Linked DNA regions of Homo sapiens: region 2 is linked to region 1. Evidence: chromatin contacts called from ENCODE Hi-C or POLR2A ChIA-PET data. All regions are on one chromosome and are shown on one strand. The core of a region is the stretch at or near the end of the contact, and the rest is flanking DNA. Distances in the headings are between cores, read along the strand shown. Region 1 overlaps DTNB (dystrobrevin beta). Region 2 overlaps DTNB (dystrobrevin beta).

Region 1 (4,752 bases), core at 2,085-4,584:
TTAGCCAGATGTGGTGGTTCATGTCTGTAATACCAGCTACTTGGGAGGCTGAGGCAGGAGAATCCCTTGAACCCAGGAGGCGGAGGGTGCAGTGAACTGAGATTGTGTCACTGCACTCCAGCCTAGGCAACAGAGCAAGACACTGTCTCAGGAGGAAAAAAAAAAAGAATGATACACTGGACTTTTGGGACTTGAGGGAAAGGGTGGGAGGGGGGTGAGGGATAAAAGACTACACATTGGGTACAGTGTACACTGCTTGGGTGACGGGGGCACCAAAACCTCAGAAATCACTAAAGAACTTATCCATGTAACCAAATCTGCCCCTCCCGCCATGTTCCCCCAAAACCTATTGAAATTAATAAAAGGAACTAAAAAAAAAAAAAAAAAAAAAAAGACTGGTGCTAGGGATAGCTCTTGTGACCATTCTGCAGTATCATTAATGTTCTTTTTTCCTAACATTAAAACCTCAGTCTGGGCACTGTTTTGTCTCCCCAGCTACTTTTCCTATTACCACCTTCCAATCCTTCACTGTCATGTATTTGCAGACTGTGATTCTAGGAAAATCTCAACAATTTCTGAATTGAATATAAGATAAAAGGGATAAATTTGTCCTGAGATTTTAGATAACTGAATTTCTTTAAGCCATCTACGGAATAAAGACCAAATACCACCCCCACACCCCCACCTCCCCCACCCAAAAAAAAGTAAAATAGTGCAGCTGCTTTGGACAGACTGGCAGCAATTCCATTCCTAGGTATATATCCATGAGACATGAAAACATGTCCACACAAAAATCTGAACCCAAATGTTCATAGCAGCGTTATTCGACATAGCCAAAAAGTAAAAACAATTCAAATGTCCATCAATTCAGGAGGCCAAGGGAGAAGAATTGCTTGAATCTGGGAGGCAGAGGCTGCAGTGAGCTGAGATAGCGCCACTGCACTCCAGCCTGGATGACAGAAAGAGACTCTGTCTCAAAAAAAAAAAAAAAAAAGAAAGAAAACAGTATGCTACGTGCAAGAAGCCAGTCACAGAAGCCAGTCACAGAAGACCACATATCGTATGATCCCATTTATATAAAATGTCCAGAATAGGCAAATCTCAGGGCACAGGAAGCAGGATAAGAATCTCTGAGGGCTGGTTTCGAGTTTGCCTGGAAATGCCTAGATTAAGTGACCAGTTCAGACAGCGTAGGAACTCAAGATGGAAATTAAATCCACTTAAAGAACAAAAATGGGCCGGGCCCGGTGGCTCATGCCTGTAATCCCAGCACTTTGGGAGGCCGAGGTAGGTGCATCACCTAAGGTGAGGAGTTTGAGACCAGCCTGGCCAACATGGCGAAACCCTGTCTCTACTAAACATACAAAAATTAGCTGGGCATGGTGGCGCATGCCTATAATCCCAGCTACTCAGAAGGCTGACGCAGGAGAATCGCTTGAACCCAGGAGGTGGAGCTTGCAGTGAGCCAAAATCCTGCCACTGCCCTCCAGCCTGGGTGACAGAGCAAGACTGTCTCAAAAAAAAAAAAAAAAAAAAAAAAGAATGACCTCTGAAATGCTAACACACTTCACTGTAAGACAGATGGCCCAGCCAGCATTAAACATATGGCGAGGACTCAGGAATCTCCCTCTGCATGATCTGGGCCAGGCACCATGGCCTGAGGACCGCACATCAGAGTCATAGGACCCAGGTGAACATCCAGGCTGCTTCATAACAGCATGACACTGAACCTTTGCAAATACTTTGATATTGAAATGATGATGGGGGATGAGACAAGAGGGGTAGGCAGGGTGGCCAGCCACATGTGTCTAAAGCTCTAGTATCTGGAAGTGAAACCTCCTGCCCACCATCAGCCTGGAAATAATCAGACCCTCTTCCTGGGATCATTACCTAGGGCATGCCTTCTGAGGAAGATAAAAACCAGATTCTAGAAGTTGTGTTTGTTCAGAGCAGTTGAAAGAGAAAAGCTACGACTCCTGGGCAGGTGTTATTTCTCCATGGGTCTTATGCCCCAGCCCTTGGCGTTAGGATCACACTGGATGAAAATGAAGCCAGGACAGAGCTGTCAGGGCCCTCCGTGAATTCTGGTTTGTGTAGGGTAATACCAGTTTGCAATCCTGGGTGGGTCAGAGGCACAAGTGATAGCTCACCAATATGCATGGGCTTTCGCCAGGCCTGAGGCTAAGGGTTCAGGAAGCCTGGAGACCGGAGCCGATCTTGGATGAGATATACATCACGCAAGGGATGTCAACCAACTCTGTTCCTTGGTGGTTTTGACAAAAAAGCAAAAGTGTGGGCCCATCCACACTTGACTCTGTTGATGGGACTCTGCTCTCTCTTGCCACTCCCTCTGCTGGGAGCACTACTCTCCCCCATGCTGTCTGATTGGCTCCTGCTGGTCCCCTGGGCATCAGTCTCACTACTATCTCCTCTAGGATGAGACAATGTCTTTCTGAGATACTCCCACGGAATCTTGTGTGTCTCCATCACAGCACTATCTCACTTCTTAAATTCCATCCTCTGAATCCCTGTGCTCAGCACAGGTAAATTCTTAATAAATACTTGTTAAATGACAATGAAGTGCATCACATTTTTGGCCCTTTTTCTTCTGTAATGAAAAGTGGAAAAGAGCAGGAAAAGTGCTGGAGCAGGTAGTAATCTCCAGGAAGTAATACATCTATCAGTCGTCAGTGAATCTTTTCTTTTTTGAGACGGAATCTCTCTGTCACCAGGCTGGAGTGCAGTGGCGCGATCTCGGCTCACTGCAACCTCTGCCTCCTGGGTTCAAATGATTCTCCTGCCTCAGCCTCCTGAGTAGCTGGGACTACAGGCGTGCACCACCATGCCCAGCTAATTTTTGTATTTTTAGTAGAGATGGGGTTTCACCATGTTGGCCAGGATAGTCTCAATCTCTTGGCCTCATGATCCACCTGCCTCGCTTGGCTTCCCAAAGTGCTGGGATTACAGGCGTGAGCCATCGCCCCTGACCTTTTTTTTTTTTTTAGACAGGATCTTGCTGTTTCCCAGGCTAGAGCACAGTGGTGTGATCTTGGCTCACTGCAACCTCCACCTCCTGGGTTCAAGTGATTCTCGTGCCTCAGCTTCCTGAGTAGCTGGGATTACAGACATGCACCACCACATCTGGCTAATTTTTGTATTTTTAGTAGAGATGGAGTTTTGCCATGTTGGCCAGGCTGGTCTTGAACTCCTGTTCTCATGTGATCTGCCCACCTCAGCCTCCCAAAGTGCTGTGATTACAGGAGTGCTGGGCCCAGCCAACCAGTGAATCTTTATGTGAGATACTTTAACTAGATAAGCAAATGTGGTCACCAGACCTCTGAGATGGCCCCAAGGGACCCTCCCCTGCATTCATATCCGGGTGGAGTCTCCTCCCCTTCAATGTGGGCTAGGCCTAGTGACTCGCTGCTAATGAATCAGACAAGTGGGATATCACTTGTCTGGGATAAAAACTGTATTTTTCAGATATAAAATTCTGTGACCTATGATCTTCGCTAAGTTAACCTCGTCTCAGACATGGCAAGAACCAACACTTTGCTTCAGTTCTGACCATTCTGTCAGTGAGGAATGCTCTTCTGGGGTCCCAGCAGCATCTCGGTCACGTCATGGCATATTCTGCTTCTAACTTTCCTTTCTCACAAGTGGAGTCCGTACCACAGCTGCTGGCCACGTAGGCCTTGTACAGATGATGCTGATGAGGAGGTGTAGGGAGCAGGATACTCTGTATAAGATGGAACTATCTCAGGAAAGAGTCTGAAATAAGGTCCTTCTAACTAAATAAGTACAAACTGGAGTGTGTGGCGCACATGCAGTCTGAGAAACCTTCTGTGCACAGCAACATTCCTGACATGCTGACAATCACCTCTGAATCTGGCTGGAGTTTGTTCCTTCTGTTTACTTGATAGGCACAGGCCAGACAGAACACACTAAAAATCAAGATGGAGCACCGCACTGTGCAAATGCACCTCGTCTCAAAAGCACAGATGGGCTTTATGTTCAGAGAGGCAGGCCCTTCTCCATGGAGACTGCTGAACACTCCGCTCAACGCGAACCAGTCTAGAATACGCGGCACAGTGGGAGACTTGGGGAGGGGGAGGCATCACAGTTGGCACCCTGAGATTACAGGAAACCTGAGAAACACCTAGAAATCTGCAAAGGTAGAGCAACTAGTCAGGTGGCTCCAAGGATGGGGATATGTTGTCCAATGATAGGCACAAAAGACTCTTGTGCCTCTGGGTTTCAGCTGCCAGGAGAGGGCAATTCGCCTGGAGAAGCAAGGGAAGCTCTGCAATGTGCTACTCAGTGTTTTAAGGTTTCCTGATATAAGGAGTGGAATCTTGTTGTAGTACAAGCTGTAACAAAGGCTTGAGTCCAGCACAGGCCAATCATGGGTCTAACCAATAACTAAACACAATAAATGCCCTGTGACTCAGGTTCTCTCAATACAGAGGTCCCTTGTATAACAGTTGGAAACAATTCTGTTGCAAATGTAGAGCCAGTGAAACATTACAATCTGATAAGCTCTCTAGACTGCTGGCTCTTCATTTTCAAATCAGCAAAGACCCTGAGAACCCGAGAAAGCTCTGCATCATGTTCCAAGAAAAGTGTTCAGAAATTACAAAATCAGAGGGTTCATGACCCCAGCAAACTAGCTTGTTTTAGTCCAACATTCATTTTTCATTTGAGGAGGCTGAGGTCAAGAGAGGTCACAAGGTCACACACAAAATCAGTAGA
Region 2 (4,708 bases), core at 979-3,478, 160 kb after region 1:
ACTCTCCTACAAAAATCCTAGTATACTTGGTACAAGTGTTTTTTCTGGGAGAATTCCTATATGAGGAACTGTTAGGTCAAAGGTTACATGCATTTAAATTCTGTCACCTGCATTTATCTATTCATACTCCTACCAAGAATCTTCAAGAGTTCTCCTCTGTACACCCTTGCCAAAACTGAATATTATCAATCTCCTACATTTTTTGCAAGTTGGCTGGGCATAAAATGAACATTTCCAAAATCGAAAGTAATTTAAAACTGGAACAAGTGGAAAATGCCAACTTTCATAAAGTTCTTCAATAAACGTTGATTATGTGTAGCAGGTAATTGGGATGCAAAGGCTGAAAATAAACTGAGGACTTACAATCTAATGAAATATATAGACAAATAAGCAGATTCTATGAAGATGATTATAACAGTGTGAAAAGTGCTTTAAAAGAGGTATTCAGTGTGATATAGCGGGCCATGAAGAGACACATCAAACCACTCGGAGAATCAGAAAAAGTAGTGATACCTGAGCTAATTAAAGGATATACAGAGGTTGGTAAGGGAAAGCTGGGAGGATGGGGAGAAGAGGAGATAAAGGAAACTAGAATCGCAGATTCAAAAACATAAAACTAAGAAAATATAGTGTATTAGGCAACTGCAAATAGTTTAACACTGTCATAGTGCTGCCTGTGAGTGGAAGACATAAATAAGAGTCTCAGACCAAAGACATAACTGTAAAAGCTTTCAAAACATTACTCTGTAAGAAAAAACTTTCATGTGTTATAAGTCATCTTTGTATTAGAAGTTGCTTCTCGAATACAGACAGCAGACAGTTCTCTGGCACTCAAATGCAGTAATGGGTTCCATGGCAGAACTGAAGTAGGAAGGAGTGTGACCAATATTTCAGGTTTAGGTAAACAAAAGTTCTAGTCAGCTAAAACCAAAAAAAGCAGAGCACACAAATACTATGGAAGTAGATCCACAGGCAGCCAGGATCCCAAGAAAGGCAGACTGGAGTTAGAGGGAGTATGAGAGTTGGAAGACTAAGAGGTCTTCCCATGTGCTTCTGTGTATGGTGGCACTCTCCAGGGCCTGGAACTGAGATGTCACTGAATGAATACCAGGACAGAAAGCTCGCTGCCCTGTTTAGACAGCCCATTGTATCGCTACACCGGACACATCACAGTTCCAAAGCTGTCACAAGTGCTACCACAGGTCAAAATAGGAGGAGAGCCAGCAGTCCACTGACATCACACATGGTACAGACACACTAAAAGCAGCAACAAAAGACTATCACAACTATTATTTAGCACTGCTCTAAAACAGTGTTTTCCAAAGTTTTCTCAAGATAAAAAATGTCCAGGGCCTTTGTTTAAAAAATAAAACAAAGCAGATTCCTCAGCCTCAACCCAGACCTACTAATATTCCCAAGGGTGAAGGCCTGGGACTTTGTATATTTAACAAACAGCCCAGGTGATTCTTTCCAGGGAATTCTGGGAAGCACTGCTTCCCCACAAATTAGAAGTTCTTACTAACACAAAGAGGTAAAAAATTGAGACAGGGGTAAAACTATCAGAAAGTGATTCAGTTGCTGCTTCCTACAGATGATGTAATTATCTACTTGGAAGTCCAAGAAAAGGAACTGAAAAATTATTAGAACCACATATTGACAGAAGAACCAGTGAGACTTCAAGACAGAAATGTCCATGAGATCTCTGAATGTAGGAGTCTTAACCTAAACAAGAAGAACGAGCTGGAACTAAGAACTGCAGAAATTTATTAGCGTCTGGGGTGGAGTGAGGGGCATGTAAAAGCCGGAACTGTGAGAAAACATTCAGAAAGAAGGTGTGCAAGAGAATGCCGGGGAGCACAGGATCTGGCTCATCAAAGGCGATCCAAAGGCTTAATGAGTAATTAACATGCACATTTCATAGCTAGACATTTCGTAGTCACTAAATGAAGATATACAACATATAACACACATGGATTAAATTTATTTAGAGAAAGAGTTCAACCCTAAATCTGTACCTGTAGATCTCAGAAAGCATGAGGTATTCAGGCAATAATCACTGATAAATTTGAGTTAATGCAGAAACAGATAAGCAATTCACACTACTGGGTCACAGAGAACACAGTGATCTTCCCACACATGGAAGCAGAAGATGCACTCTCCAGTGCAGCTCTGGTGGCCATCTGCAAGAACAAAAAAAAGATCTAAAGTTGACAAAAGGGCTGTGGCTAAGTGATGACTGCCACAGGAAATTGCTCATTTGAAGAACTGCTTGGTTTAAGCTAAGTCATACACTTCTTTGTAATGGAAAAACCTCCTTGTCATCGCTCTAAGAATAATCAGGCTACAGTTGAAAAAATGCCTTATTGTTTCATAAACTACACACCAATTCTTTATTTGATCGCATCCATCTTTTTAAACAGCTGGGTCCATTTTGAATGTTCTCGTTTTAAACTTAGCATTTTTGCAGCTGTAAGTGGTTTTATGAATAAATCGTGCATGCAAACAACACAGTAGAATTGGGCAACGTTCAGATGATTGAAAGGAGCAATATCTAAAACATCCCAAGCAACCTACTGAAAATGCGGATAAAGGTTATCAGGATATCCCAGACTATTCCCCCTAACCCTTGGGGGGCTCTAGAAAGTCCAGAATTTCAAAGGGAGGCCTCTGGTCAACGAAGCAGTCACTTTAGCTCTAAGTCAGCTGTCGAATGGGAGAGTTTCAGAGCACTTCTCCCCAGGCCTCCATAACACCATCAACAAGAGTAAAAAGATGAACCCAGAGCCCTGCATGTTCCTGGCAACCAACACCCTCTCAACTAACACATTGCCACAGTGCCATGATCTGCCTATCTGGGGTTAATTCCAGCACGACCTTTATATCAGGTTATACTTTTTAAAAATAAGAAATCCAAGACTCTCACCTGGTTTTTATTCCTGTGAGGCTCAGTACATCCCCTCACGCGACCCCAATCCTCAACTCTCAAAACCCTTCTCCTTGTCTTCATAGTCCAGCATCGGCAAAATCCCTCCTCTGTCCGAGGCTTACGCATCAACCTCTTCTCTGAATGTTGCTTTCACCTACGGCTCTAGGAGGAAACCTGGCATTCCCTGAAGGCTCAGCTTCCCTGCAGCCATTTCAAGTGGCAGCTGCTTTCTTTCTCACACCCCTCAAACAACTAGACCTCCAGGTGGAGGAGAAGTCCTCCTAGAACCACACTGCCACTCTCAGATCATTTTCCCTTTTCCTTAAAACTCCGATTTTGAATGTCGTATAATCAGACCAAAACCCAAGTTGTCCCTCCTTCGCGGAGTCCAACATTACTACTGTCATAATTCTTGTTGATTTCAACATTTACAGTTGATCTTTCCAATGCACTGATCGTAGTGGGATGAATGACGGCCCCCCAAAAGATATGTCCACATCCTAATCTCTGGAACCTGCATTACCTTATATGGCAGAAGAGTGAATATTACCTTCTATGACAAAATTAACTTAAGAATCTAGATGGGAGAGGAAGCATTTACCCTGGATTACCTGGTTGGGCCCAAAATGCAATCAAATGTATTTTCATATAAGACAGATACACAGAGGAGAAGAGACAGATGAGAAGAAGGCAATGTAACCCAGGAGGCAGAGACTGAAGTGACACAGCCACAAAGTCAAAGAACGCCAACTGCAGCTAGAAGCTGGAAGAGGGAAAGAACAGTGTGATGTTCAATGTACGTGTCAAGGGGCCGGGCGTGGTGGGTGGCTCACGCCTGTAATCCCAACACTTTGAGAGGCCAAGGCGGGTGGATCACCTGAGGCCAGGAGTTCAAGACCAGCCTGGCCAACACGGCGAAACCCCATGTCTACTAAAAATACAAAAATTAGCTAGGCATGTTGGCGCATGCCTGTAATCCCAGCTACTCGGGAGGCTGAGGCAAGAGAATAGCTTGAACCTGGGAGGTTGCGGTGAGCTGAGATTGTGCCTCTGCACTCCAGCCTGGGTGACAAAGTGAGACTCCGTCTCAAAGAAATAATAAAATAAAATAAATTTTATGTGTCAATTTGACTGGGCTATGAGAAGCTCAGATATTTGGTGAAATGCTCTTCTGGGTGTTCCTTTTAGGGTGTTTTGCATGAGATTAACATTTATATTGGTAGACTGTGTAAAAGAGATGGCCTTCCCTAGTGTGGATGACCCTCACCCAATCATTTGAAGGCCTGAATACAACAAAAAGGCTGACCCAGCCCTGAATAAGAAAAAAGTCCTCTTGTCTTCAAACGTCTGCCTTTGGACCCAAACTGAAAGATCAACTCTTTCTAGGTCTGGAGCCTGCTGGAACTACCCACCATTGGTTCTCCTGGTTCTCAGGCCTTCAGACCAGGATTGGACCTATATCATCAGTTCTCCTGGGTCTCCAACTTGCCAACTCACCCCGCAGATCTTGGGACTTGTCATCCTCCATAACTGCATAAGCCATTTCCTTACAATAAATCTCACAGACATGCGCGTGCCCACCCTATTGAGTCTGTTTCTCTAGAGAATCCTAATACAAAGAGATACTTTCCTAGAGCTTGCAGAGAGAGTGTGGCTCTGCTGACACTTCGATTTCAAACTTGTGTCCAGCACTGTGAGAGGGTTTAGGACCCCAGGTTGGTGGTAGTTTGTTATGGCCTCCACAGGAAGCTAATATATCTGTTAATACATATGTCCTCTCTG

What was found. Hi-C counts contacts between places; a loop is a spot of excess contacts on that map. ChIA-PET counts read pairs that join two places held with the same protein, here RNA polymerase II (POLR2A). Pooled maps may share reads with other maps.
Region 2: a loop to region 1 is called in a map with no recorded cell type, with 4 times the contacts of the local background. The contact joins two enhancer-like sites. A Hi-C loop is called at or near these places in 1 of 168 maps with a recorded cell type or tissue (OCI-LY7), 12 of 37 single-sample maps with no recorded cell type and 9 of 50 pooled maps. POLR2A ChIA-PET finds 5 or more read pairs at or near these places in 1 of 52 experiments (activated CD4-positive, alpha-beta T cell).

The regions. Positions count from the first base shown.
Region 1 is chr2:25,396,362-25,401,113 of GRCh38, forward strand. The region is part of intron 16 of DTNB (dystrobrevin beta); the gene reads right to left. Among named protein-coding and RNA genes, the nearest start is that of DTNB-AS1, 22 kb to the right of the region's middle. Within about 2 kb of position 3,335, at least 5 of the 41 ENCODE cell types and tissues checked have a DNase peak (open chromatin) inside an H3K27ac peak, as active enhancers do; they include OCI-LY7, where a contact is called at or near this core.
Region 2 is chr2:25,556,228-25,560,935 of GRCh38, forward strand. The region is part of intron 8 of DTNB (dystrobrevin beta); the gene reads right to left. Among named protein-coding and RNA genes, the nearest start is that of DTNB, 110 kb to the right of the region's middle. RefSeq lists an enhancer at 1,945-2,640. Within about 2 kb of position 2,229, at least 5 of the 41 ENCODE cell types and tissues checked have a DNase peak (open chromatin) inside an H3K27ac peak, as active enhancers do; they include OCI-LY7, where a contact is called at or near this core.